2 separate regions of the Mus musculus genome follow, and region 2 is linked to region 1. A link is a loop called in an ENCODE intact Hi-C map of the cell type or tissue named here. Cell type or tissue: left cerebral cortex. All regions are shown on one strand. Each heading gives the region's core, and the rest is flanking DNA. Links, peaks and the distances in the headings are about the cores only. Region 1 overlaps Gm30886 (a long non-coding RNA gene). Region 2 overlaps Gm30731 (predicted gene, 30731).

Region 1 (15,809 bases), core at 4,545-12,544:
ACAGAGGCCAAGCAATTAGCACAACACAAAGGCAGCCATTTTAGTACCCTGCCAACCTCCATTGTCTCTTGGAGCCCTGCAGTCTTGACAAGGTTTCTCATGGGCCACAGCAACTGTGATTTGGAAAATAAACAACTTACATGCCACATAGCTGGATCTATCTTTGAGGTATCTAGGTGCCTGCACTGATCTTTGGGGCCCAAACTTTGTCACCAGGATGGTGAAAATCCTTGTCTTGTTTCTTGTGACTGAACTGAAATGAAAGAGATAGGCTACAAACTTGGTCTTTTATCAGTGTCATGGGTCTGAGAGCTGAGGACATGGGTGAGAGTGGAGGTAGGGAAGGTTTTAGGCTTGCAGCTGGGAGGAATCTCTAGAAACAGGTTTCCCGGATAAACTAATCCTCAAGAAGTTGAGTTTCCAAGCATCGAGATGAGATGGGTAGCTAAGCTGTGGGATCTTCTGCTCCTAGAATAACATTGAGATTCAATTGCAAAACTTGTTGAAGTCCTACAATGTCATCTTATACTGGTACTGTTCTGGTACCCCCCCCCCAAAAGGGAGGCATAGGTGCACTCCTGGTTTATTTTTGGTGGGGGATGACCGCATGTGATCCAGACATTTTAAAATATTTCCTCTTATACCATATATGCAATGTCACATGGCAGTAGCATCCTTGAGAACAAAGTCCTGCAGGGAAGGGGGATTTACTTTGTTTCTCTTACCATGGAGACATTTTTGAAGAGATTAAAGTAAAGAAGAAGTCTCTATGCAAATGTTCAAAGTAAGGTTATGATTCTCCTTTATAGTAATCCTACCCTGTTACAGATTTATCACAATTATTTCTTTTAGAGTAATCATGTTATTTAACACTCTTCTATTTCTAAGAAATTAGTTCATATTTGGCTAATGAAAATTACCAACTAAAAAGCCTTGCAGTCATTTGTTTTGGAGGATCAGTTCTCCCTTGTGTGATAATTTAAGAATATAGGGTGACTGGCACTCAGTGATTAATGGCACATGGGTCATTTGTAACAAGCTCTATGATGCTGGACAATTATTACTTAGATTAGTGCTGGTCACTGAGTATGATGCTGGTGAGAATTTTAGGCCATTGTATCTTGCATGGGGATGAGGACTATTGATATATTGCACAGATTTTGTCTACATGGAAGTGACTGTAGGGATTTCTTGTTAAGGTTAGGCTGTATCTAGTACAGATTGTCCTACAGCAATGCCATAGATCTCATTGAATGCCATTTTCTAAATAACAGGCCTGATGACTTAGGACCTGATTACATTTTAAATTACTGCCTATCTAATATGTGCATATTAATTTGGACATTCAAATTTCAGTAGTTCTGCATTTCTTTGTTTCTTTATCTCTTCTTCCTTAATAAACATCACAAATGTACTATTCGTTTGAAAGAAAGAAGTCTCAAATTTTTCCCCTTTATAATTAAACTCAAATGATACATTAGATTATTGCCTCCAACAGGATTTATTTTGGTTAATTCTTTGGCAGAAGACAGCTTGGTTATGACAAGTCATGAGGGTTACTTTATGCCTCTTTGTGCTGTGCTGTAGCTGAGTCAGTTATACAAGACATAGGATGGATAAGATAACCCTACACTCAGATACCCCTCACTTTTGAACTCAGAACTGTGAATTATTTTGTTTGTTTGTTTTGTATATCATACTGTTTTGGTTTTCTCTGTGATTTTCTCTGAGCTTCTGGTTTTCAGGGTTCAGAGGGTTTTGCAAGTGGCCATTATTATTCCTAGTAGCAGAACTCAATGCAGTTATTTTTTTTAAGGCATGAAGTCATCATCCTAAATGGTACAGGAAAACAACTATCAGGACCATGACTTCCATCAGCTCCTGCCAGTGTCTGCATGATGGTGACATCTATGATAAGGTTTCCCTTCAGCTTTTTTCAGTTGTTTAGTTTACATTGAAGCAGAGCAATGAGAGCATGGGTAACTCAGTTGGGGCTCCCTTAAACAACTGGGTTGTTCTAAGCAATACTCTAAGTAAACACTGGAAAATAGCACAAAGTACTACTGATATCTAAGTACGCAGTTCCTCACCCGAGGCCCCTTTCTAGACACTGTCATATTCCTACCTATTCCTGGCATTAGTGGAGCTCTGGCAAGTTCTAAAACAGTGTGTCACTCTTGCTGTGTCGCTGTACCAAGTGAATTCAGAAAAGGGACTTTAGTAAAAGGGGTGCTGGAAAGGGTCTAGACAAGCCCTCAAGGAACTATCTTAGTCAAGCACTTCACAAATATATGGGACAGAAAAGGCCTTGCCAGCGCATCTGAACAGAACTTCCTAGTTTGTGGGAGATCCTGAAGGGTTTGATCTGCCATTATTCACACTCTTCTCCCCATTGACCATTTTACTTTGATGTGTCAAAAAGAGGCAAAGAATAAGGTTTAAAAATGAACATTTTCAATGAGATAATCACTTAGTCATTGTCTCTAGTAGCCCTGTAAATTGTCTTATGAGAAGACTGAGCATGTACATTAACAGTGTTATAACATCTTGAACGGCCACCAACACACAGAGATAGCTTCTGTTTTTGCTAAGGCTCATTCTCTACTGTGATCAGAAGACTAGGCAGCAGACCCAGGGAGCCTTCAGTAGTTTCCATACATGCTGATGAGTGTTTACGTTTGTCTCATGCCATCATGAACACTGTAATTAAACATAAACAGAAATAATTCTGATCACAGTTCTGAGTATAATTTGTATTCAAAAATTATACAGTAAAATATAATGATATATCTTTATCTAACAAAATAAACCAAACCAAATAAAACAAAACACTATCTCCCTAAATAGATATGTTTGGCTTTCTTTGAAAAAAAAATCAATTGAAAATTGTAGTGTTTGGCATGTTAACTGTCAAGAAGAAATGTTATAGAAAAAATATAGAAAATTAAGTAGCTTCATGGAGATTTAGTTTAACTTTTCAGAGGCTTTGCAAATAAGATGATTACCCAGTTGTAATGTTAGCTTTGCCACTGTTATAATTGAACAAATGAAATCTTTTCTTCCCTTCTCCTTCTGTGTTTGTGTGTACAGCGTAGCATGTGCCATCTCTGCATCACATCTGCCTTCCAAATGACAAATGCTTTGAAAAAAATCTTCCAGAGTATCATTTTGCTTTAATTGTTGTTCTGACAATCAAAGAAACAGGTGCTTTAGTAAAGAATTTTTTGTTCCTTTGTATGTAAAGTTATATGTAGGATCTCAGGCCATCGAAAGTAATCAATGAATCTGTAGGCAATTAAATATTTGATGCTGAGTTTTCCTTGAAAGCGTTTACAAATATTAGAGAAACAGCTCATTCAGACATTAGCATCTAAGGATCATTTTTGTGATTCAGTTGTGGACATTTCAAAGTTACATTTAAAACAGTTCTGAGTTCAACTCAGATAAAATTCTCAAATGCCATTGATCTGTTCCTTGCCAAACCACTTGTCTTCCTCTCTAAGGAAGAATAGTCAGGATGGCAATTCCTGTTGGCATTATTATTTTTGTTTGTTTTTATTTTGTTTTATTTTTGCATCCACATGCAGTCTTACTAGAATTAGTTTTTGATCCACAAAAATAAAACAAAACTAGGTGATTGGAAAAAAGCTAGGTGATTGGATTAAGAAATAGTTGTTTCTTCTTACCTAAAACATGAACAAGGGGAAGTGTAGTCAGAATTAGTTACTAGATAGCAACACTAGAGATCATAGCTTTACTAGAACTATGTATGTTTTGGAGGGCACTGGGAATGAAGCTCCAAGCTCCAATGAAGCTCCATTATTAAGTTCAATTTATAGTGGCTGTCAGCTCTCTTGTGGCTTTGTCCTCAGGGGTACCATATCCTTTCAGCCCTATCTAGTAGTCAGGATGCTGTGTTTGAGAAGCTTACCGGCAACACTTGTGTAACTCTTATGATGTCTACCCTTTATGAACCTAAAGGCAGCTCTATGGATTGCTTTATTCATGGAAGGGATACTATACTACCATCTATATAGTTTCAAGATAGCTGCACACACAAACTACGAGCTTAATTTTTAGAGTATGTATGGAAGTAGGCATTGTATACTTAGAAAGAATGATATAAAATCCTCGAATCTGTGTGCAGAGAGATCTTTGGCATTACTCTACAAAAGATGGATTCATAAACATAATGTCTGGAAAGAAAAGCAAAGAATAAAATGTCTCTGTGCAACAATGCTCTTTGAAATAATGTGTTCATTTCATCTGTAGAGTTCTGTCCAAAAAGTGCCTGCAACTTTCAGAGACAGGGGCAGCAAATAACACAGTGCACTTATCTGTTGCATTGAACATTTGTGTGTGCAAGTGGCTGTCCTTGATGTTATAAATATACTCTAGACTTTAAAAGTTCAGGTTTCCTAAAAGTTGACCTATAACTAGACTTTTAAAGTCACCAAAACAAAATCTGTAATTTATTTTCTCATTACTTTTTTATGAGGTCTTACAGCCACTGTAATTCCTTCTGTGCTTTGAGATTTACAGGTTAGGTCCTGTAAAAGGGCACTTGTGTGACCCTTTAGGCCAGCACTCTGTAGCTTGTCTTTGTATTTCTTGCCTGGAAAAATTAATGAAGGCATATTTACAGGATAGTGTCCTTTAATATTCAATGACTTGAGTACAGAAGTTTGAATGATTGTACCTTTGTTGTTATAGAATTCAGACATTAAATCAAGTGGACTGAGATCTAAAAGCGTTAGTAAAGCTTGTTGTCCTGTGTGTTGGACTTTAAATAGAATTAGAATACTGATATGGTTCCATTTGGGATTTATCAAAACTGTGGTGTCTTACTTTAAATAATACTCATTTGCAGTAGTATTCAAAAATTGAATGCACCTGAGTGCTTATGTGACTCCAGGAACACGCTTGTTTGAAGAGGAGAGACTTCAGCTTCAGGGTCCAAAGCTGTTTAACAGAAGAAGGTGCCAGAGAGGCCAGCGTTTTACCTACCTGCAAGAAGAAATTTAAATGGCTCTATACTGCAAGTGCCTTTTAGATTTTTAAAAGCAGTCTTAGCTAAGAAATACACAACATTCAGAACAGATATTTTTTATGGTTTACCTTCTCATTTACTACATAATAGAAATAACATTTCTTAACAGTATATATGTATATATATATGTATGTATACACACACACACATACACACTGAATAGTGTTTTTTTTCCTTTAAATAATCCTTTAAACAACGACCATAATTTTTGGACCTTAGAATAAAATATTACCTTTTTATTCCATGATAATAATGACTGTATGATAATAGATACACTTATAAAGAGAGAAAAGAAAGAAACCCCAAACAAACCACACCATCCAGTTTCAGCCAAGCTGCCAAATCCTATTACAGATTCAATCCTATTAAAACGTTCCCAGGTTTAAGCCTGCTTTGGAGTTTTTCATAGGAGTGCATGACCCCTACCCAAACCCCTACATGTGTGGTCAGGGACCTCAGGATAATCGTAAACTGCCTGGACTCCCATTAATCTCGCACAGTCAGATATTAGTGCTTGTAAATCAGCACCCAAACAAGGACAATGGTTAAAGCCATCAATAGTCTTTTAATGAGGCAGATCAAAAACAAACGAAAGCAGCAGGACTCGAGGATTTGCCAAGGAGGGGAAGGGAAGGCCATAAGCTTTGTCTGATTTCTTACAGAAAAGGGTAGATGGATTTAGTCCAGGTCCTCTCTCAAAACTACTGCACCCACTGTTAAAGAAAATATCAAACAAGATTATTTCAAGAAATTCCCTTCATTTTCTTTGTTAGAGACATAGCAGCTGGCACTTTATCTTCTTTTCTTTTTATAGTCCTACACAAACATATATCGACATATGTACATTAAGGTGCACATATTTAAAAGAGAAGGCCATTGCAAATAATAACTGAAAGAATACACACTAGGCAATGGCCAGTTACACTTTGTCAAGAATTTTAATTACTTATCAGCATACTTGCAGGCATTTTATGTGCTTTTGAAATTCCCACAAATGTCTCTTGGCCACTAGAAAAGGGTGGAGGAAATATCTCATTTTGTAATTCCTTCTTTTAAAGAAGGAGAAAAATAAAGCTAGATAGGATTTATTATGTAGCACGCATGTGCAGCAGCATTATAATGGTTGCCAAGCAACCTAAAGGAGCCATATCATAGTCAGGGAGTGGGGGGAGCAAATGAGTGAACAGATGCATGGGATTAAATAGAGAAGAGGGAGACAGGAGTCAGCCCTGAAATGAGCTCACCTTGGCAAGATACTTTCTCATGGTGATTTGCTCTTATTCGAGAACATCTATCTGGAAACCTTTTATTTTGAGGGGTGGGTAGGGGGCAGTGGGACTTTTTGCTACCTTTTTAGTTCATCATTTAAGTAAAAGGCTCAAAAATAAGTTTGAAATACTTATAAAATTCGCTGCTGGCAATTACATTTTTTTTTTACAAGACAGTACTTTAAGGAGCAAAGGAACAAATACTTGTTACTAATATCACCAAAGAAAAATGTCTATATTAAAGACAACATTTTGTTAAAGCTGCTCAAACTATGTTCGTTTAAAGTTGACAACTGCAGCTCTCACACTATTAGATTAAAGCACCACTACACACACACACTACACACACACACACACACACACACAATTTACTTGACAATGCAACAAACACAAACATACATGCATACATACACTTAAATTTATGTACATACATGCATGCATGCATACAAGTATACAAACATACATATACATTACAGGAACCTATGGTTCAAAATAAAATATTTCCTTTTTTATATCATATAATAGATGCTTCATATAGACGTGAAACCTTTATTTTTGGAGAGATATAAACTGATGCTTATGGTACCCCTAAGACAGCTTTTGCTGACTTAAAGAGGTCTGCCCCGTTAGAAGCATTTACTAATTCTATGTGTAATTGTATGGATGCATGTGCAACATGTGTGCACTTGGTAGCCATGACAGAAAAGGCAATAGATCTCCTGAAACTGCACTTACAGGTAGTTGTGAGCTGCCATGTGGGTTAAATCAACTCAGTTTCTCAGCATGAGTGGCAAGTGCTTTTAACTGTTGAAACATCTCTCCAAGCTTAGTATCCACACATAATTGTATCCAAGCAGTTTGTCCATATGAAATAGAAAAAGTGATAATGTTATGCATTAGGTAGAAAATATGCATCGGTAATCCAATCACATACAGAGCTAGACCTCTATGTTGAATCCTTGGAGCCAGACTGATATCCCTACAACCCTAGCCTGAATCGGGAGGGGCACAAAGAATAAGCTATTTTAGAGCTCACCTAAGTTCCTTAAGAAATGAAGAAGGCATGAAATTAATAATGAAAGTATTACTACCAAGTAGAGGGCATTGGACGAGAGAACGACTGCTTGTGGAGACTACAGTTAGGAACTATTGGCCCCTTACAACTATCCACTAAAGGTGAATGAACAGTCTCCACAACTCCAAGACACCAATGAGAGCACAATTCTCACAGCTAAGGATTTTAGTACTTTCTGCCTTCCAGCAGCAAGACCTTGACTCAACTCAGGTTGAATTTGGGATTTTTCTTTTCGATCTATGTGATGAAATTGCAGCTCCTTCGTTTTTAACCAAGAGCTGGTACTGGGGTTGAATTTTAATCATAGATTGACATTAAGCTACTGGGGAATTATACTGTGTCTGCTAATGAGCACTCCACCTCCCCTGCCTGAATGAGATCACCTTACATTCACTGCCACCGAGGCAAACATTTTGAGCTGAGTGCTCAGAAGAGGCTGGGGTACAAATGCTACGTAATTCATTATCCTGGGAAACAGGATTTCAAAGCCTCATAGTGTGAGGTGCTCTCAAGTATTTCCAAGACACAAGAGTGCACCACAGCCTCGGTGATGTGACTGTTTATAGCAAACTGACTCCACTTGTTCCCTTCCACAGTCAACATGTCGTCAACTGTTTTATTATAACACCCTTCTACAGTCTGGTTTCAGCAACGCAGTCCTCGAAGAAGCTAAAGGAACAAAGCACTCGTTTCTGTATGCTCTCTCTCTTCTGTAGAGAGCTGTGTGAGTAAAAGCAGATGATCTTGGACATTCTTAAATGTTATTTTCTGCACTTACTTATAAGGTCTTAAAAACCTGGTCAATTTACAGCTTAAACAACAGATTTAGTTTCTACCCCAGCACACCTCCTCCAACCTCACTCTTGTCAATAACCAAAAGGTGGCAGTGTCTTACCCATCATTCCTTAGGAAGCATGGGTGGACTTAGTTTTGTATCACTACTTTCAAGTGAGTTGTTATTTTCGCTGGGACCAAATGTGGATTGATGGTCCTGTGGCATTTATTAACAGCGGCAACAAGGAAAAACGCAATTTCAAAAAGCTCAGAAGATTAATTATTCAAATTGCCATGTAAAGCATCAGAATTCCTCTTTGATGAGGAAATTCACACCAGTCAAAACTGCAGTCACTCCACAGAGCAATCAAGCTCTGCAAGTCGTACCAGCATCCAAATACAGTGTTCCTCCAGACACTCCGCTTTCCTGGCTATGGGCCACAAAAGGGAGTCAGGACACTTGAGCATACAGATTAAGTCTAACGGGGAAAAAAATAAAAAGATACTAATGAACACATCTGACAAAGTTTTCACCACCCCAGAAGCCAAGACATGCCTCTTATTTCCTTCCAAAGCCTGTCCTAATAACAAGGGCAAGGCTATACTTCTGAAAGAGAGGTTGCCAATCTCTTTCACACCTGGCATTTGGAAATAGAGCAGCTTTTTATCCACAAGGACTTAGGGACACTGTTTCCCAAGATGCTGTTCAAAGCCCACTCTAAGCAATTGTCTCAATGATTTGATTCCCATCAAGACCAACGACCTCATTTTTTTAAAAAAAAATCTCATTTTGAAAAACAAGAGGGCATAGACAGCTTTGCCACAGTTGCAAGCAATAGGAATTTAGTCTTGTTTTTCTCATAAGCAGAGTTGAATTCTACAGCAGTAAATGGGGAAAGCTTCCTGCCCACTTAGCCTTTCCTTACATTGCTGATCATTGTAATCAAGATACAATGATAGGTTTCCTCCATCTTAATTACTAGGGTTTCCAACTTTCATGAAATGAGGTCATAAAATAAATTACATTTATTTTAAAGCAGATTCACATTCAAAAATAGGTAAAGGTGGTTAACAGCCACAGTGTTTGCTTAAAAATCAATTGTGTGTAGTTACTTTTACTTTCAATGTAGCTTCTGTGTGTAAGAAGGATTTTTTTCTTTCTGTATTTGCATGGTACTTAAGAACTTATTCCCCATTCTCATCTTTTTACTTAAAGGCCACTGTTGAGGTGAGGCCAAGGAATGCATTTCACATATATTATTGGGCACCACTAAATAAAGTGATGAGTGCTCATTACATAGATCTGTAGAACAAGTATTTTTATTGACTATATAGTTTAAATACATATAATTAACTATTGAATTCAGGTGAATTCAAATTTAAGAAAAATTTGAGATATTTGGTAGAGAATTATAATTTAAAATTCAAATTATTAGTGTTAAAATGATTGAACTTATTTGTAAATAAACTTGAAGTTGAAAGACAAGGCATGCAGTGTGCTTTTGACAACAAAGTTAAGCAATGGTTTATCCATGATTAGATTTCAGTGTTGTAACGTTCAGCTATGGCATAGGAAAGCTAAAATCTCATCAGAGGACATCCTTATCTATAAATTGGTGTTACAAATAGCTGTCCCATAGAACACTGCAGAAGAGTAGAAATAGCAGTGAAGATCCTGTTCAACATGTTTAGTACAGTAGTTGCAGAATACTACACATGGAACATAACAGTTTCAGGCGTTATTAGGTCAGCTGGTGTGTCTGAAGACAGCTCTAATTGTGCTCATATACATAAAATAAACAAATAAATCCTAAAAAAGAATATGTTTTGTGTGAAAAATTACAGACAGTCTGAGGACAATGAATGGGAATCACAATGAGGTTTCAAGTCCATGACTGACCCCAACACAGATACCTGAATGAGTTTATCCCTATCATGACTTTGTGCATATTTGCTTCTATTAAATTACCATTCACAAATGATTGTACTATAACACTCCACATTCCCAATTTATCAGAAAGTCTTGTCACTAACTCCAACTTTATTTTGCAATTGCTCATGTTTCTTTGAGCATCTTTTATAAGACTCAATCAACTTTTGCCTGTTAATACAAAAACTTTTCATTTAGTACCCCGAATTCTATTCTTGGATCATTATAATCTACTCTATTCTCAGCAATCTCTATGTCTCTGATATTAATTTGTTTGTCTATTAAATGTGTCAAGCAAGTTCTGTTTTTTGGACTTGAAAATATTATTTCTTTACCCATTTTTCCATTTATTTATTTGAAAGAGAGAGGGGTAGAAAGAGGGAGAGAGGGATCGAAGAAGAGGAAGATAAAGATGAAGGGAGGGCAAGAGAGAGACAGAGAGAGAAAGAGAGACAGAGAGAGACAGAGAGAGAAAAAGAGAGAGAAAGAGAGAGACAGAGAGAGAAAAAGAGAGAGAGAAGAGAGAGGGGGGACAAGCATATATAACCATGTGTATGTTGTTCTTTGCTTTTGAAGGGCAGGGGATAACTGTACAGTGTAAGTTCTCTCCTGCCACCTGGTAGGATCTAGGTTCTGAACTCAGGTCACCTGTCCTTCTTCTCTACCTCCTGAGTTATCCCTCAAGCCTTTATAGTCTTTGTGAAAACTCTTCCTTCTGCCTACTACACTTTTCCCCTCAAATTTGTCTCCTGCAACATATCTTCAATATCATCCTTCAGTCTATCTCCCATTTAACATCATCCTCTCTTTTCTGCATATCAGAAATAAAGTTACTTTCTATCACATTATCATTATTGTCGGAAAACTGAGAACCCTTTGCCATGTTTTTTTCCTGATATATTTTGAATGGTAACTGTCTGCCTGAGCAGAATGTAAGCTGTTTGAGAGTAGAAACATTTGTACTGTTTATCATAATTTTCTCAGAGCCTAGAGCAGTATCTAGCACATAATAGAAGGCTCACAGATATCACTAAATAACAATAGTTGCTGATGGCTCTGCATTCCCAGATCTGGCATTAGGTACTCCAGCTCTTCCTTCATTGATTTACAAGTATAAAGCATAAAATGGTGATGCAAAAGAAATCTAGATATTTAGAAATAAAATAATGTCTTGTTGTAATGATTCTGAAAAGTTTCTTGAAGGATACATCTGTGCTGAAGCTGAGAGGGTAACAAAAAAAAAAGATAATTTCAGGCAATGAGGATTATGTGAGAGAAAGTTTCAAATAAAGTGATTTAATCGATTTCTACAAATAACAATGGTTATTTACTAAGGTAAACTGGACTACATGGAGGAGTACATGGAGTACAATATAGCTTAAAGATGGCAGAGAAGTTTGTCTTAGTTACTTTTCTGTCACTATAAAGAGGCACCTTGACCTAGGTACTTTATAAAAGGAAGGATTTGATTGGGGGCTTTATTACTGTTTTAGAGTTAGTCCATAAGCCTTATGGTGCGGAGCATAGCAGAAGGCAGGCAGGCAGGCAGTCAGGTGGGCAGGCATGGAGGTAGAGCAATTGCTAAGAGTTTATATCTAATCCATAAGCAGAAGGCAGAAGAATAGAGAAGGTCTGGTGTGGGCTTTTGAAACATCAAGGCCTCTGACACATGTTTCAAACTTCTTCTAATAAGGTCATATATCTTAATCCTTCATCTAATTTGAAATGAAATATTAAGCAGGGTGTGGTGACGCACGCCTTTAATCCCAGCACTCGGGAGGCAGAGGCAGGCAGATTTCTGAGTTCAAGGCCAGCTTGGTCTACAAAGTGAGTTCCAAGACAGCCAGGGCTATACAGAGAAACCCTGTCTATTGGGGTAGGGGACATTCATATTCAATCTACTTCAAGGGTGCAGACTGGAATTACTAATTCTAATCCAGGAAAGGGATTATAAAGTATGTATGCATTCAATAACTAATTAAAAGAGAGTAGTGGGTCCATACCTCTGTTATAAAAAGTGTAGACAACAGGGAGGGAGAAGAGAGAGGGAGAGAGAGAGAGAGAGAGAGAGAGAGAGAGAGAGAGAGAGACACACACACACACACACACACAGAGAGAGAGAGAGAGAGAGAGAGAGAGAGAGAGAGATTCTTATTGTCAGACATTCAGAGAAAATCTCATTTAAGTTCCAAAGGATAGGTAATTGAAAGAATGGAGGATATGTCAAGAACAGTGAAGGCAGAAGATAGTGATGAGATTCATTTTAATTTCAGAAAGGAGGGTTTAATTTGTAACACACCTGGAAGTATTGTATTCTACACATCAAGATATGTATAACTCAAATTGTTTTGGTAGGTAAAGTGGATTTGGAGTCTTTATAAACTTTTCCTTAGGTCAAGTGTGTCAGGGGACTTTCTGTTTGGAGGTCATAGCTGAAGGGAGTCTTAGAACAAAGGCATGAAAGGCAGCACACATTTCCTTGTCAAACATTTTCAGAATCATGAAATCATGTGTGTGCTTCTTTTGATTTTATACTCTGCATCAGACCTGGGAATAATATCTCTGATGCTTTGAGTCTGCACTGTCTTATATGGCGGTCCCTATCACACACTGAGTATTTGAAAGATAATTAGTTCAAATTAAAATGTGGTGGAAAAGATAGAACCTTAGATTTTGAAGTTTACTTATAAAAAGTTACATTTCAAATATTGGGTTAAATAAAAGAATGCTCAAATTAAGTTTATCTACCCTAGACTTGCTTCTGTCCTATGTAAACTTTATACGTAGAAGGCATATCCAAGAATTTGATTAGAGATGGTGCTATTAAAGAAAAAAAATTACAGTTAAGTGAGGTCATTAAAGTGGAGTGTTAACCAATACAGCTGGTGTCTTTTTTACGAAGCAAGACTTGAAGAATCTTGCATAGACAAAAGACCATATGAAGACCACCATCATGATGGTAACCATACACAGACTGGTGGGAGAGGCCTCAGCAGAATTGATACAGCAAGCACTTTGATCTTGAGTTCCTGTCTCTAGGACGGTCTGTTGGATTTTATTATGCTGTCTGTGAATATTAGTATAAACACCTTTTAATTTCATAAAACCTGGCTACCAATACATTTAAGTGCTCACTATAGTGTACATCTAAGGCTTATGGATTAATTCCATGAGATCTCACTGTTTGTACGTCTAGACCTAATGTGAAAGTGGTTGCCTAGGGGCCATAATGAGTTCACGAAGAGAAGAGAAACAGAATGGTGCTGGTTTTGCCTATGGAAAGATGTGGCAGCTAGTTTTATAATTTCTGGGATGTCTTCTCCATAACCCAGGAAATCTTAATTAACTTGCTTTCTCTTCTTTCTACTGGAGTTGTGTTCCAAAGTATCTATTACAGACTTTTCGCTGCACTAAACTATAGTGACTTTAAGGAATTATTTGAAATAACGCTAAGCCAGGTTAAGATATATTTATTTAGTGAGATTTGTGACTATAGACCACAATCCAATCTGTAAACAGTGTGGTGATGAAGATGTGACTAAGAGATTTACCAGAATGTGAGATTTGAATAGCTAGAAGCAGTTTGATAACTTTGCTACCTGAAAAAAATAGAAGGAAGGAAGTTCTGGAAGGACTGTGGAAGTAGATTCAAAAGAGAATTTGATTTAGTTTCTCTTTCCCTAGGTTTTAGGGAATAGAATGAATTATACTTATGAGAACAGCACTATAACATTGTCTTGTTTTCCATTCCTCTTGTAACCAACTCTTAGGCTTGCCTTGATTTTGTAATATGCATCTTACTATACATCCCGCTTTTGTGCTGTGATGGTTTCTAAAGTAGATGGGCCTTTGGATAAATTAGTTTCTGACAAGTGGTAAAGGTATAATTCTTGCAATATCTCAATTTACAGGAAGCTTTCCAGTTTTGGAGATAGCCCACTCACTCATGCCTGAAACCATCACTCAGCAATTTATGCTTAGAATCTCTTGAAAGCAGAAGTTAAATATGGACCACCACGACAAAAGTAACTTGGGTGTTGTTTTAGTTAGGGTTTTACTGCTGTGAACAGACACCATGACCAAGGCAAGTCTTATAAAAACAACATTTAATTGGAGCTGGCTTACAGGTTCAGAGGTTCAGTCCATTATCTTCAAGGTGGGAGAATGGCAGTATCCAGGTAGGCATGGCGCAGGCAGAGCTGAGAGTTCTATGTCTTCATCCACAGGCTGCTAGTGGAAGACTACACCCACAGTGACACACCTATTCCAGCAAGGCCACAACTCCAGATGGTGCCACTCCCTGGTCCAAGGATATACAAACCATCACAGGTGATAAAAGATGTATTTGGCATACATGGGAGCAGTTCACGGATGGAACATGACGCAGAAATTTAAAGCAGAAAACTAGGCAGGATCTGAAACCGAATTCATGGAAGATGCTGCTTACTGGCTTGCTTCTTGCTCAATTTGTTTTCTTATACAGCCTGCAACCATCTGCCCAGTGATGGCACTGTCCATGGTGGGCTGTGTTCTTTTATTTGAATCATCTATAGGACAGAATGATGGGGACTTTTTTTGTTGTTGTTGTTTGTTTTTCGAGACAGGGTTTCTCTGTAAATAGCCCTGGGTGTCCTGGAACTCACTTTGTAGACCAGGCTGGCCTTGAACTCAGAAATCCACCTGCCTCTGCCTCCAGAGTGCTGAGATTAAAGGTGTGTGTCACCACCACCCGGCAGGGGACACTTTTTTTTTAAAACATATTTCTCTCTGCTGTCTGTTTCCCTTCAGTCCACTCCTTCCATCTCCCTGCCACACACATTCTTTTAAATTGAAGTTTCTTCTTAGATGACTCTCCTTTGTGTTCATCTACCAAAAATGGAACACAATATTTAATTATTAATACTCATGAATATAAATATAATTAATTATATTTGATGTTTTATTCACATTACTTTCCCTCTGTTAAAAAAATGGAAAGGTTTTCTTGTTTCATATTTTTTCTATTAGTTCTCAAAAGTCATGCATTAAATGGTAGGCCTGAAAAGGCAGGGATCCTAACTTGTTGGCAGTCTGTGGAAAGTTAGCTCTCTATGAGTGGCACTTGAGTAGACTTTTGTAGACTGAGTCCTCACACGTCTTCAGAAGAAACTTTCAGTTTAAACTCCCAGAGATGCAGAACATTTTTGAAAACGTGGTAATGAACATGCAGACAGACAGATTCTTTAGGGCAACTCGTTGCCTTGATTTGATTTCTTACATGGAAGCAACAAATGTTAAACTCTCTTGGACACTAATAGAAAATATTACTGAAAACCCCCATTCCTGACTCTGAAAGTTCATGTTTGCAGCTGAGTTGACAGAATATCATGGAGTGTTTTTGCAGAAAGCTGAACCATATTTTTTTCTTTTGTTTTGGACTAAAGGCTATTATGATTATAAAATCACAAAGAAATCCATAATATTACAAACTAATTATAGCTTTTGGTTTTGAGGAAATTGGTACCTTCATTATAGGGTATGTGACATGCTCTGCTCACCTCCAAGTCACCAGCCATGCATATAGTGCATATACATATAAGAGGGTAAACGCGTATACATATAAAGGTAAAAATAAATATGTATAAATGTTTAAATAAGAGTATCAACTACCTTTTTATAGAAATGTACTACAAAATTAAGGTGAATACCACATTATTTGAGAAGTACACTTAC
Region 2 (15,392 bases), core at 2,422-10,421, 480 kb before region 1:
CGCCCCGCGCGCCTCCTCCGCTTGTAGCAGATCTAGCAGCTCAGGGACTCCAGAAACCTTGGCTCTCTAAGGTTTTAACTCCAAATTGGGGAAGGGGGGAGGGTGGGAGGACTCTCTCTGGTCTCACGGTCATTGACACGGTTCTTCTTACTGACCAAGTCAGGGAAGAGACCGCCTGTTTGCTTGCCAGTCTCTGTCTGAAATGGTGCGTTGAAGGTGTCTTGGGTAGACTCCTTTGGCTTTTGATTCAGCTTGTTCTTTTTCACTGTTCAAAGCAGCTGTTCAAAGACCGAGGCTGCTTACGATGACGTGGAGAGGATTTCAAACAACCTTAACAGGCTTTGAACTGACAAGAAGCGGTGATATCTGCCTCACTCTGGCACAGCTCCTCCAGTGCACTTGCTAGGACAATGGCTGAGAAAGCACTTGGTGCTGGCCTCTCTGCCGGGGGCGAGGACTGCCCAAACCCCAGAGACCCTAAGGCAGGAGTTGCTGCACTACAATGGAGAGGTCTTGTCTTAGGCTGCACCTCAGGTTCTCTCAGATCTTCTGGAAGGGCGTTATTCAGCGGTACTGTGGTTGCGCTGGTATGAAGTGGTGTGGGCTTCCTGAGATTAGAATGCACTAGGTAGAGGGAAAACAACCAGACACAACAATGCTAAAAACCACACACACACACACACACACACACACACACACACACACACACACACACACTGAGAAACTGCTGTGCGGGGCTTTGAAAAGCGGCAGCCTCTTGATTCAAGAATCCCCAAATTATCCCCTTAGTAGAGCAGTCCAAGCTCTGGAACTTAAACTCTGCTTGTTAACTAGCAAACACTTTCACTTCATAAATACATAAAATGTTGTTTATGTATTTCTTTATGCTAGAAATTGACCGAAGGTGTACCTAACCATTTTTGTACACTGAACTGAAGACACTGAAACAGGAGAGATGACATTCATTTGATAGATTTACATTTTGCTTCGTTATGCAATCTCAGTAAAGTAGAAATCAGGTAACAACAGAAAACAAAAGGGATTTTCTTAGATGGTCATTGGAAGAGTAAAAGTGACAACTGGCTTAAAATTATGTAAAGGCGATCATTGCTTTAAAAAAAAGGTACATCCACCTTGGGTGGGATTACCCTCCTCCTCCTCCTCCTCCTCCTCCTCCTCCTCCTCCTCCTCCTCCTCCTCCTCCTCCCCCTCTCCTTTCTTTCTGCTCTTCTAGTGCCAGCAGCTGCTTGATGGAGACCTCTTCTCCCCACATCTGAATGGAACGTCTTTGCCCAGAGTCTACAGAATGTCAAAACTGAGGCTCCGACCTCAGAGCTACAGCTTTAAGGACCACTCCACACAAAGAGGCAGCTGGTTGCTTTAATGAAAACTGCCTTTAAGCTTCAAGAACTGAGGCCTTGGGGAATCCATTTATAAGGAGCCTAGAAAATGCATTTCCAAGTTGTATGTTCTTAGGAGATACAAAATAAAATTTACCTGAAAAAATTAATTGTAATTAAATAGCTATGCATTGTCTCTTGAATAAAGATCTGCCACTTAGAATTTTATGTTCCATGTATAAATACATTTTGCAAATTGCTGAATGTTTGTCTGTCCCCACATCAATGGAAAAACAGAACAAAGCAAAAGCAAAGGTGAAGAAGCACAAACTTTCTGAAAGGTGAAGCTCCTTAACTCATATACGTGGCAAGTTAGTTTGTTGGTTGCTTGTATGCACACAATTCTGTTTATTTTTAACTACCTACCAAGTAGTCCATTGAAAATGTACCGTTCAGTAGGATTTGACATTGTTTGGATTTGGAACTGTTTGCATTCATTAATTTCTTTTCCCTTCTTCAAGCTATGGATCTCCTCATTAAAATGACCCACTCCTTGTACTCACAAAGTGAACATTTTATAAACAGGTTTGAAGACTTCTAACACCACATAACCCAGGCAGTGTAAGCTGTTTCTGGGATTACTTGGAGTAAACTACCAAAGAAAGCCTGCTAAGTTTTGAGTGTTGAATATGAGGCCAGAAGAAGGTGTAAATATAAAGGATGCATTTCAGGGACAAGCTAGACAGACCCTGTGTGGAGGAGCTGAAATCTCAGGAACAGAACATGAAGGGCTCTGTGCCTTTTAGTTCACTTCCTTGAAATTTCATTGTCAAAGTACCAAAGGTTAAATAAATTTCTAACAATGAAACCTAAAGGTGTGTGTTTTTTCTCTAATTTACCCTAAGGCAGGTGGATGGATGGCCACCAGAGGGAATGGCAACACTTTGGTAAATTCAAGGGACCTTCTAGGCTCTAACGCCTTTGGAAGTGTTCTGAGATGAAGTTTGGGTAGGTAGCAGTGTGCATCAGTCTGATTAGAGGAAGGCAAGCCAGGTCAGCAGCGCACCTGCTCACACAACAGAAGAGTTATCAGTTCTTCAGCGAAGCCAAGGGCTCGTTTTGGTTCTTTGTCCCTGAAAGAAACAGGCTGTTTGCAGTTGAAGTTAGACTTCTGTTCTCTTATTCCGGCAGCACAAAGCATGAATGCAAATCCCTTCCAAATTGTACAAGTACACTTAGCAATTGTGTCCTTGCTACTGGGGACCTCAGCCAGCAGGAGAGGGGTGGTGTCTGAGAGAGATGTTTTCCTGAGAGCAGTAACCACAGTGGCAGCAAATGCTTCCCACGACCTAGTCCTATGTCCCCGACTTTCAATTCAGTCATCCTATGAACCTCTGAATATATATTTAAGAAGTTAAGGATGGAATTATTCCTAAGCAAGAATTTTCAGAATGCAGTTCCTTGGTCTGTAAATTGCCTGGTAAAGATCTGGGGAAAGGAAAACTTAAGTAGAGGGAATACTGAGACTTCTTTGCTTTTTCTGAAAAATTTCGGTGGCAATCTAGGGCAGCCCTGGCTTCAGCATTGCATGCAAAATAGAGAGAGGACTGGGCAGAGTCACAGGCCCGATTATTTTAATGCCCTAGGTCAAAAGGAGGGAATAATGAATAGGCGTGGAGTTTAGTTCTTGGAAGGGAACTTAATTAACCTTGGAGGAGTGAAAGAAAGTGGGGGTTCCTGCCTAGGATCCGACGTAGGATGATTGTATTTACGTGAGCGTTCGCGCGTGCGCGCTCCCTGCCATACAGGTGAAGTCTACTTCATGGATAACCCCAATTAATTTTTAATCCTGAAAAAACAAACAAACAAACAAACTTGGTGTTTCTGTTCCACAGGCTCACCATCACCTTATTCCCCCAATCTGGCTGAGAAGTTTGCTGCGGGATCTCGGGTTCTCGGCCGGGGTCCCACAGTCCTGGCCTCCTCCTGCACCCGAGATCAGCAGGGGTGTGGGGAAAGGGGCTGCAGCGGTCCGGGAGTGGAGTCCCGACCTCCAGAAGGACTGCTACGGAAGGCGTAGAAGGGGAGGGGGTCGGGTCCCTGGCTAGCGATCGCCGAGTCAGGTCCTGGCTGCTTTCCGGGAAGGAAGACAAGGGCGAGAAGCGGGAGGCCGGGCCATTGTCCAGGGAGGGCGCATTTTTGTCCTGACGCTGCTGGTTGCTATAGCGAGCAGGGAAATCCAAACAGAAGGGCTCAGTTAGCTCCCCTGGTCCTGGGAGCAGGGCTCCCTCTTCTCAGCCAAAATAAAAGTGCCGCCGAAGGCTTGGCACTTTTTACCAGAGAACCGACTGCAGCCTCCAGAAGAGGGGCCCCGGGGACCCCAGCACCGAGCTGGGGGGGGGGGGGTGAGGGGGGCGGTGTCCATTAGCAAGGAGCAGGACGATTACTGCGGGTTCTGAGAGAATGTCCACCCCTACTCTTTTCCAGTCTTATTTTGTTTGGAAAAAAAAGAAAGAAAGAAAAAAAAGAAAGAAAATCCTAAACTCTCTCAAACTCCTAATACTTTCCCTGTGGCTGAAGCCCCCTCCCCACCAGAACTGACAGCAACAAATGGCTCCGCAGGCGACTCAGAAAAGGACTAGAGAGCTCCAAAACCTACAGCCTACAAAACCTACAGGTGAAGCAGCAGCAACACCTGGGCCACAGTGCCCCCTTATAAGAGTTTCAGGATCTCTCAAAGGGAAAGTTCGCTCAAAAGTAAAGTCGATGGCCATGTAAAACTTTCACATTAAAAAAAGACTTTTATTTTGCAGTAGTTAGGGAAAAAAAAATCAACAACGAAACAAGCCCTGCTATTCAGCTTTGAAGATATTGTGAGGGGAGGCTGCAATGAAGTCTTTTTGGTTTTATTCCCGTGTGTATCGTTTCTCCAACAGTACAGCTCAGGACTGGGATAACAGTGTTTAGTTAGTAATAAACTGTTAGCTTCGGAAAATTCTGAGCTTATACTTTTTAAAGCAAGAGCCACCGTTAATGATAGGGCAGGTAAGCAGTCAGGATTTTCCTTGGTGACGTTAGCTTTCTGCAGAGAATTGGGGACTTTAACAGCCTTCTCACTGTACAGTAACGTCTAAGTTTGACATTTTCTTTCTCCTCCCTTCAGTCTCCCCTTCTCCTCTTTGTCTCTATCCTAGAAGCTTCAACTGAAAGCTAAAAGGAAAACTTTTACTTGACCGGAGGAAACCATTTTAAAGTCAAATAAATGTATCACTCTAGTTCCACTCTTTAAAATGCATCCTTTCTCTCCTAATGACAAGTTCCTTAAAATAAAAGTTTGTATAACTTTGGAAGAAGTCCCTTAATTCATAATGATATTCACATTTTAAAAAGGCTTGAAAGAAATCATGTTAATGAAGAGAACATTTGCTGTAATTTGGTGATAATTATCAGAATCACCACATATTCGCAGAGGCTTGAACAATACGTGTTCAGAGAAAAGCAAAACACATTATTTTAATAGTCTGATATGCAAACTATAGACTGTTCAATTATGTAGCTTAATAATGCATACATGATGTGATCTTGTTATTGGGATAGGAAGGTTTGCAGTGAGTCGCTCCTAATACCAAGAGTGCTCTCACATCCAGTAAAATCCATTGCCCTGGATCAGAGGCCCCTGCCAAACTGCATTTAAGAGAATAAAAATTAATGACTGAGAATTTGAGCGTTAAATTAACATTAATTATATGACCTGCATGCTAGAAAGATTAAATTTCTTACATCCTAATTAGATAACATCTCCTCATACATCAAACGAGTTCTATTTTCATTTCCAGGTTTCAGGGAGACAGAGGCAAGTGCACAGGGGTTTCCTTAACTGTGGTCATGTTTCCTTTCAGACATTCACTGGGAGAGAACCAAGACAGGAGGTCACAAGAAAGAGAGTTAAACTCATTCTGACTTTGCATTGCTGATGGTCGCTGGAGGGCAGGGAGTTTGGCAGGTGGTCCCCAGGTGGACCTGGAGCTCTAGAGGACCTTTTGTGGTAGCCAAGGACTAGAGTGTATTATCAGCTAGTCTCTCAGGTCAGCAAAACAGAACGTCCAGCCAACAAACATCGTGGCCCTTTCTTTAAGACTAGAAATCACTTAGCTTATGGTTCAACTTGTAGATGAGAGAGCACCTAGTGGTCCTCAAGGGGAAAGGGAGGGACAACTAAAAGCCAAACAATGGAGATCAGGTTCTTCTAAAGACTCTTAGAAGAGATCGGTGGTGCGCTGATATTTCCAAATACCACCTATGCTGACCACAGCACTCATGGCTGTCCAGGGCACATCAGCCTCTGCTTGACCTAGCCTCGGCCTCGGCCTCCGTGACTGCCCTCGGGTAGGGTTGGGATGGGGGAGGGCACGTCTCCAGCAGGCGAAAACCAGTTGCACATAGGGAGGGAGCAGAAAAAAGGCCAGAAAGGGGGTAGGGCACCTCCCACCTCCAGCAGATGGTTGGTGGTGGCCAGTTCATTCTCTTAGTTTCTAAATCGGGACTTGACGGTCTCAGGGCTCAGAAGAAAGCTGTCGTGCGAATCTGGTTTGGAAACAATACACAAGGAGTTAAATTCCTTTAGGTTGTGGAGTTTTCTCCTAGATACAGTGTATGGTCCGGGTCGCTCAAGTCCCAGTGCGCCTCCCAACGCCCTCACCTTCCTCAAGAACCGCAGAGGCTGCGTCAGGACAGCTGCTCTTAAGGCTGGGCGGGACCAGAGGGGCAAGATTAAAACCTCAAGGCGACCAATTCTAAGTCACTCAGAATAGAGTTTTCACGTGTCAGTGTTTCCATTCAGCTACCTTCAGGCGTCTAGGGCTAAAGGGCATGCAAGTGAGAGCGTTTCTACGCGTCCCAGTGAATGGGGGAAGGGGCGAGAGGAGAAAGTGAACAGTGGGGGAGGAGATTGGCCACCCGCCCCAGACCCCACCGGGTGGAACTGTCCCGAGAGTCCAATAGGACTTGGAAGAGGATAGGGGCCAGTGGCGGTCACTGCCTCCCCACAGACTGCTCAGAGCACGCTAGGACTTCGTAGTGGCTGGCGGAACGCCCTGTCCCGGGTGGAGTACCTTTCCAGGAAGGCAATGGGCCTGAAAGTTAGCTTCCCAGGTGGCGGCAGCGCCAGGAGATGGGATTGAAGGGGGTGTGGGGGGGGGGGGTAGGGGGTAAAGACTGTAAATTCGGCTCGAATTCCTCGCAGCAAGCGCTAGGGCGGGGCCTGGGAGAACTACCCTGGCGTTGGCGACCTAGGGCTCAGCCTCGCGCGCTGAGAGTCGCGTCACTAAGTGCTTTTGCGAGCACCCGGTTCTATAGAAAACCGACCGCCTTGGATCCTTGTGTATTCTCAAAATCTCTCCTAAGAAGTCTTTGGTGGAAAGATGCCTCTTCCCCAAACCCCGCAGACTCTCACTGCCACAGCTGCCGGGTTCGAACTTTCCAGCTCCTCTGCTCACCGGCGTAAGCTGCGGCTTCCCTGGTTGCCTCGGTTCCCCTCTCCCGGAGCAGGCGGTCTGAGAGATGCTCTGCTCGGCCAGAGGACGCCTCCGCTGTGGCGCCCTAGAGCGTGCCCGTGCCACTCCAGAAATTGCATTCAATACTAGTTCAGCATCTTCCGGGAGAGGACGCACTGTAAGAAGTCACTGGGAGGAGTCTGGGCGCTAGGTGCGTCTGCCCTTTAGAATTTACAAGGAAATGCAAAATGAATGACACTCAGGAGCGTTCCTCAAAAGACCACTCGGAAAGCCGTGCGCTAGTCTGGAGAAACACCTCTTACTTGCTCTTTGTCTACACTGGGAGCTCAAACGAACTGAAACACGCTTACACTCTGTTTACCCTTCTTGTTTTCTTAAACGAGTTTTGGGTGACTTTGGCTGGGGCCATTTGCAGCAGAGACAGACTTTGTACGCTTGCTGCAGGCCTCTTTCAAAGTTGTAGTTTAAAGAGCATTATGTAAGCCTCTCTATTTACATAAGAGCTTTAACTCAAACCGCCCAGAAAACCTTTTATCACCGAAGGAAAACCATCCAGAGCAGCAGCTAACCGAGTCTTTAGGACACGTTGAAAAACAGCAGTAGCTCATTCTTTTGGGGGGAAAAATGTTAACAAAAACTCAATAGTTTCCATTTTTATTCGGCTTGGTTTTCTATCATTTGAACATTAAACTTAATTCAGGCTGTAGAGACTTTTAGAGTATATTCATTCTTCCCCCATGTGCAGTTAGCATCTAACTGGGCCACAGAGATGATTTCCCCCCCTCCCACGCCGTTAATTCTAAATATAAGGACAAATCTTAGCAAAATCAAATCGACATTTTACCAAGGCCCCTATTTTTAAAAATATTCAGGAATATATAATGATACTGTTATCAAAGGCTAACAGCAATAAAATATTTAAAATTTAAAAACCGCTTTTACCTACATAACTTTACCTTTCCCCGCATGTAAACAGTTTTTAGCTTAAATGAGTTTCTTCCTTTCCCTCTTTTCTTTCTACCCTTTCCTTGGTCATCTGTTTGTTAAAACTTTGAGGAAGATTTTTTTTTTAATTGCTGTATGTTGTTATAATTCCCACTTAAGAAAACAATGCCTGACAAGATAGAGATCTTAGTTCTAATGAGTTCAAAACTAGGTTAGTATACAGAAAGATATTATAGAGAAAGATAGTACAGAGAAAGATCAATTCCTGGGCCCACACCACGGGAAAGCTGGTCAAGGGATCTTGTTCTATTGCTCTTGCTGCATTAGACAATGTCCCTTCTCTGTCATCAGAGAAGATCAACAAGTGCCCCATAGACCCAGTTGCTTAATTATTGATAGTAGAAGATGGAAATCCTTCCAGTGAGTTCTTAGAGACTGATATTCTTCCTGGTGAGCATTAATCAATATCCCCTCTCATCCTATAGATCAGGACACACGCCACTCTACAGCAATGTCTCCAATGAGGAACTTGTCTTGCTGGGAACTCTTGAGTCTCTTCTCACAGAACATCCCCTCTAAGATGGACTAAGGTGGTGGTATGGGAGGTGTCATTACCAAGAGAAGCAGAATGGCTGTGTCTGAACTGTTCCACCACCTGCCACTTTCTCCTTATTTTTGTCTATTACACTGGACACATAGATTCTAGGTCCTTCTTTTGTGACATTTTCAAGCAGTTAAACATATTCCTATGAATGACAGCTCACTCTCTTTTTTCCCTCTCTGATTCCCAGTCTGATAAGGTAATCAATATAAAGACATCAAAAGCTGAGATTTGCTAAATGGCATTTGCCTATTTTTCCAAAGTTTTAAAGGTTCACATTAAGGACCAAACAACAATCTCTGTAGTGCAGTTGGAGCTTCAGACTGTAGTTGGCAGATGGAAAAGATATTTTAGGCAGAAGGAGTTTGCAGCTTTCTTAAAATATAACCACATGGCCATGAGTCACCTTCTTTGTCCTCTCTTTTAAGACCAGCTCTCTACCTCTGTGAGCTACTAAGATATGACACTTCTATTGCAAAATTTGTGCCATTGAATTTGTTATTGATAATTGTGCATCACTGGAAACATTTTGTTGAGAAGTTGTTCTAATTCTTCCAAGTATTATTTTTAATGGAAATGACCCTAGTCTAGGGAGAAGGCCCAGGACTTGCCAATGAACTTGTTGAGTCCTGCTGTGATTGTTCTAGGGAAGGCCATTGGCTTTAACAGATCAATCAAGCGAAATGAGGATTAGCCTTATAATGATACCCAGAGAAAGAAGCTAAAGTGAAAACAGTTTTGTTTATATTATATTGAGGTACAAACTTCATCTGGATGCCCTGTTGTGTGAACTAAGGTAAAAAGAAATTGACAAATGGGACCTCATAAAACTAGAAAGCTTCTGAACAGTTAAAAAAATAATAAATGGAGTGAAGACAAAAGCTACAGAATAGAATTTATTTGACAGAGGATTAATATCCAAAATATACAAGAAAATATACAAAAAGTCAAGAAAAATGACCCAACTAAAAACATGGGCTAGAGATCTTTAGAGAACAAAGAGTTCTCAACAGAAGAAATAAAAATGGCCAATAAATAGCACAAAAGATGTCCCTTATTGTTAGCAATTAAGGAAATACAAATTAGAATGCTAGAGAGAAAGCAATTTGGAGAAAAATAACTGTACTGTTGGACTGGGGGTGGGGTGTATGTGGGGAATTGCCTTTACTGTTAATTGAGGTGTAAAGACCCACTTTGAGCATACAGGGCACATCTGAGTATGGCTGGGCTCTAAACCATTCAAGGGTGAAGAAAACTTGTGGGGCATATGCAGCAAGCAGCAAGTAACAGGGCCCATGGCTGGATCATCTTTCTGCTCTCTACTGTGGTGTTTTAAGTTCTTCCCTTGCCTTTTTGGCAGTAATGGCCAGTTACCTGGAGTGGTAAGTCACACAAGCCCTTTCTTCCCTGTCTTGCTTTTTGCAAGAATATTTTTCACAGCAACAGGAATGAAAGTGGTGCTGATTTCCTAGGTGGGGGCATTAGACTGCATAAAACGAAAGCTAGCTGAGTGCTAGCCTTCATCTCTCTTTGCTCCCTGAAGATCCACTCTGAGTTGCTCTACCTCAGCCACTGCACCTCGCCTACCACTACCATGATGCAAACTGAAACAAAACAAACGTTTTCATCCTTACGTTGCTTTATTTTGTCTCAGCCTTAGGAAAGGTAACAGGGTGAGCCCTTTCTCTGCCCTTTTGGCTCAGTGGAGTCAGGAGCTCAAACCCTAGCCAGTGTTGACAGGTGTCAGTTTCAGTTTTCATAAGGGGAACTGGCTATTCTGCTTGTAGAACTACAGGTTGGTGGGTAATAGTGCCAACGCATAAACTTAGATTTACCTAAACCATCACACTGTGCCTTCCAATAAAAGGATAAGGCAAAAACTGGGACTAGAAAATTATAAAATAATTATTTTCATTATTTTATAAGAAAATTCATAAGGGCTGTACATTCTAACGTGGAAATATTTCTTGTATGAAATTGTAACTATTTCAAGTGAAGAATTAAACAATAAAAATATTCACATTTGTATTCTCAAAATATTTTCTGGGACAGATACCTGATATATGGCAATTTTACATTCTGATTCCTATATATCTCATAATATCCTTTTGTCACAGTTAAACTCTATGGTTTATTTTTAACCTAAAAAAATGAAAATAGTGAATCAACTCTGGAGTCAGGGGTAGATGCTCTCTGATCATCTGACCCACAATGATACAATGTTGACATGTATAGCACCTGTCATGTGATCATCTTCAGATATTTTTAAAAACATCCTCTCCAGAGAGTTCACAGCATCCTCTTCTGCAGGAAGCAGCAAAAATCCAAATGCAAATTTTATATTTAAATTATTCTACTTTATTTTTTTATAGTTTTATTTTAGGAAAACTTTTGCCTGTGGAAAAACATCCCAGCTCATCATATAAAACAGTATACATAGGCAAAAAGCAAAATAACTTATCAACATTTTGTACTGATGTTTTATACATCAGTGAGGCTGTGCAGGGCGTGTTTAAATTGGAAGAGAAAAGGACAGAAGCAGACCTGCCGCAGCAGGATCCATTTGGACTTTGCTGAGTGAAGACTCTTAACCAAAATCCTGGGTACATTGTCTCCGTTACAGTTCTGGCTAAAATGAGGGAGTTTGACCTGATAGAAAAAGAAGTCAACAAGAATTTTACTATTTGTGATAGACTGAAACAGAAATCTAGTGACAAGGAGAGATTCCAGGAGAGGTGCAACTTTTAAAATGAATTAAAAAAAACGAAAGCCCTCGCCACTGCAAGTATTTAATGAGAATAAAAATTTAAAGATGCCAGTGAAATATTTGTTCTAATGTGACTGATTGAGAATGTCTCAAGTTTAAAAGTGTCAGAACAATCTGAAGTAACCATATCAGTAAGGGCTCCTTGAAATGTCTTATAGCAGTTTTATTGGTATCTGTGAAATTCTATGAACCTGGTTGTAGGAAATGGTTGTAAGAAGCTCAAGATCTCATTTTATATAACCAAGAATCAGTAATTCAATATGTAATTATATTTAGTTATTTCATCCATGAGTTTATACATGTAAACAGGCTTCTTTGTGAGCTATAAAAATTATACTATTCCTTTCCTTCCCTCCCTCCCTCCCTCCCTCCCTCCCTCCCTCCCTCTTTCCCTCCCTCTCTCCCTCCTTCCCTCCCTCCCTCCCTCCTTTCCTCCCTCCCTCCTTCCCTCCCTCCCTCTTTCCCTCCCTCTCTCCCTCCTTCCCTCCCTCCCTCCCTCCTTCCCTCCCTCTTTCCCTCCCTCTCTCCCTCCTTCCCTCCCTCTTATGGCCCTCTCTCCCTCTCTCTTTTCTTCTTTATTCCTTGCCTTCTTGCATTCTTTTGTGTTTTAGGCAAATCTCATTTTCTAGTCTGAAATTTCCTTGAAGTCTTCACCCCAACTCGTGGAGGGTTGACGTTACAGGTATGTACCACAAGCCTGGCCTTTATATATCAGAAAAACTGGACCAAACTCAGTCTTACTTAACAGGTATCACTGAGTGTGAGGCACCCTACTTTTGGCATTTTGAGGAAGCATTTTGTGAAGTTTGGACACAGTCTAGGGTATAAGGTCAAATGTATGATGTGTATCTTGTCTTATATTAAAGTTATGTATAAAACTAGGCTGTTGTAATTATTTATGGTGTATAAGATTACATTTTACTATTTAGGTCCAGCATATAATAGTCAAGACAATTAACATTTTCATAGCATTGAATATTACTGTATTTATTATTATATTTCATTATATATAGTATAACATAACATTATATTATTATAACATATAGTATTATTATAGTATCAAACATGTCACTCTGTATCAGAAAGACTACAATGAATGACACTGCACTCTGACCCAACTGTCCTAACAATAAGAAAGTCCTATTGCCCCATGTGGTGGTTGGTATGAATGGAAATGGCCCCCATAGGCTCACACAATCATGTACTTAGTCTCTCAGTTGGTGAATTCACAGGAGGGATTAGGAGATGTGACCTTGTTGGAGGAGATGAATCACGGGGGTGGGTGGATTTTGAGGTTTCAAATGCCCGATGCTAGGTCCTGGTCTCCTCTCTCACTCTCTGTCTCCATCCCCAGCATCCTAGAAGATAATATAAGCTCTCAGGTCTCTGTCCAGCACCATGCTTGCTTGTCTGGGGACATGCTCCTCACCATGATGATCATGGACTAACACTCTAAAACTGTAAGCAAGTCCTCAGTGATATACATCCTTTTAGAAGTAGTCTTCATCATAGTGTTTGATCACAGCAAACAGAATCTAACGCATCCTACACATCATGAACTCCTGAAAAAAAGGGCCCCCAATGTAAATTAATTGTTTTGTTTAAGAACACATTTTTTTTCTCAGCTTTGTCCTTGGCAAGCTTCCCTCAGAATCCAGGGTGGAGAGTCGGAGGGAGACTTTTGAGGTCTCTAGCATTGCATGGGGTACCCTAGTGTCAAGTGAAAGAAGATTTCTTCCTCATAAGGAGGAAGGATGGAGTGGTTGGAAGCTAGACATACTGTAGTTACCCTGTGAAGAACGTGTTGTAGAGGAGAAGGAGTAAGAGAAAAGTTAGTTCGAGAAAGTAAAACCCAGAAATCATTCTGCACAACAGATGTGACTCACAGCTATTAGAAGCAAGTAGCAAAAGGCCTTTATCTTTAGCTACCCTAACTGGGCTTTTCCGCACACAAGGTCAGGAATACAAATGTACTTTGCTATTTATACATTCTATGTTCACAATAGAGCTTACTGGAGATCAAAAGAGGGAGTAGATATGAGGTTATCCAGGCAGTAGAAACAGAAATTTAAATGTTATGGTCTGGAAACAAAGTTCAGGGGTAGCACTCTTGCCTTGAAGGCTCATGGAGGCTGTAGGCTTGATCACCAAAAGCACACACCAATAAAAACAACAGAAACAGTCTTAGCAATCTGAATGAGCCTCCATAGACCCATGTTTTGAGCACTTGCTTCCAAGTTGGTGATTCTATTTTGGGAAGTCCTGGGATTTTTAGTGAGGCATGCATGGTTGGGGAACTAAGTCACTAGGGGCTGGCCTTTTCCCTTTTATATGCTTCAGGTTCTAGCCTGTTTTCCTTGCTTCCTGGTCCGCACTGGGGATAGCCACAGCCTGGGTTCTCTGCTCTGCTACAGACCGAGGTGCTCATGTCCCATGCTTTCTGCACTATGATGGACTGAAACTTCTCTGAGCCCATGAGCCAAAATAAACCCTTTATCCCCTTAGCTCTTTGGTAGATATTTGGCTCATTTAAAGCTTGTTTTGATTTGGCTTCAGAGAAACGGGGACTACTGAGGGCAGTATAAGCACAGGACATCCATTTAAATAATCACAATTGTTGCTTAGTAGAAAACAAGAGGGAAACAGAAGAGAGGTCACCACAGAGGGCCAGCTCCAACTGTAGGGGTAAAACTGGGCAGGAGAGGGAGGTTCAAATTAGAGGAACAGACAAAGACAGCAAGATATAAGACAGCCAACCTATATCCCTGGCAGGAGTGGGTTAGCTGGGAGTGCCTTCTAGAGTTGGAGTCTGGAGTAAAGCAGCCAAGTGGGGAGAGGTACGTTAGGAGGGTAAGATCTGAGAGGAGAGCAAACAGGAAAGGAAGGCTTCAGCAGGTGTTCTGCAAAGGAGATAGGGATGAGACTGGGCGGTTGGTTTGCAAGGTGTGTGTGTGTGTGTGTGTGTGTGTGTGTGTGTGTGTGTGATGAAGGTCTTAGCTGTTTCCCTGGCTTGCTCAGCAATGTGTTTACAGGGAATGACTGCAGGTGTTAGTAATAAGCTGGGGGAAGGTACTTTGGGAAAGAAAAACTTTGTGATCCTTTGTGGATGGGATCAGAGAGGAAAGGACCAGACCATCCCCACCCCCCACCCCCAGCCATCAAGAAATTCATCTTTGAGGAGAAAACTATTTTTATCTCCAGTCTTTTGGACATGATGATTCATCTCTAAGCAATTGTAAAGTTTGAAAATTTGTCCGGGGCTTAATAAAAAGCTACGTTTTTCCTGAAAATAAGGCAAAGGCTGTTTGCTTCTTGCAAAGGAAGTGAAAAATGAGAAAGCCATCTGGTATTTCCTCAGAATATCTAGATAATTGAGGCCAAAGTATCTTTAAGCTTAATATGTATCAAAGACTGTCCTTCATGTCTCCTTCCACACTTACAATGTAGAGAGTGGCCTAAAGAAAAAGGGTGAGACTTACTAACAATAATTTCAAATACAATAATTATTAATCCTATTATGCCGTGCTCTCCAGTTTTCTAGAAATTCTGCTATTCTTGATTCAATATGTGTATATACATAAATTAATTAAAAAAGATACTCTTGAAGAATTTTTATAGATTAAAATGCCCACCTTTATTGAAAATTTCATAGCCTAGATCAGATATATTTTACTGGTGATGTAATCTCCATGTTATCTTTTCAAATTTGCATTTCAAAGCTGATAGATTCACCATACAAGGTGAAGTTGGTGTCCTCTAGGCAACACAGATGCAGGATGACATCACCTCTGCTGAAAAAGCATAATTTACTGCCACAATTATTTCATGAATTTCGCTTTGCATTTCTTATTTAGCAGCATGTTTTCTACTGCCTTTTAAATCTGTTACTGAAATTCACGTTTCTTAAGAAAATATACTTTTATTTAAAATATGTGCAATAGCTGAGTTTATCCTCAACAAATAAATAAATTATTCTTCTGTTATAATGCTGTCCCAAGTCAACAGACATACCACCTTTTATTACCACCTTGTAATCTCATCGAAGTCAGTTTTTGTTTTCTTAAGAACAAATTACAAACCTTGGGAACCATTGCAACTTCTTTAGTTTAAGACTGCCTTCTGCCCCCATGAGGAGATTAATATTAAGATTCAATTACACTAGAAGTCACCATTTCAAAGATATAAAAAAATATTGAACTAGTTGTCTTGGTTTTCTATTGCTGTGA

The links. Peaks named below come from ENCODE experiments on the same cell type or tissue, not always from the same donor. Only the 100,000 strongest peaks of a DNase experiment are listed, where the experiment ranks them.
Region 2: it touches region 1 in a loop (3-fold over the local background); 3 of 42 quality-filtered maps call a loop at or near these places.

The regions. Positions count from the first base shown.
Region 1 is chr4:22,965,156-22,980,964 of GRCm38, forward strand. Gm30886 (a long non-coding RNA gene) reads left to right here. Exons shown (of 3, transcript XR_390437.1): 3 at 14,324-14,354. Among named protein-coding and RNA genes, the nearest start is that of Gm30886, 34 kb to the left of the region's middle. In left cerebral cortex, for the core only: a CTCF peak has its summit at 8,267 (motif pointing right); DNase peaks (open chromatin) are centred at 6,173, 8,039, 8,234 and 8,536.
Region 2 is chr4:22,491,613-22,507,004 of GRCm38, forward strand. It overlaps Gm30731 (predicted gene, 30731), which reads left to right. Exons shown (of 3, transcript NR_131335.1): 2 at 279-587; 3 at 1,235-1,514. Among named protein-coding and RNA genes, the nearest start is that of Gm30731, 8.8 kb to the left of the region's middle. In left cerebral cortex, for the core only: CTCF peaks have their summits at 5,528, 6,999 and 8,720; DNase peaks (open chromatin) are centred at 3,535, 6,934, 7,187 and 8,754; H3K4me3 peaks cover 2,853 bases; H3K27ac peaks cover 6,861 bases.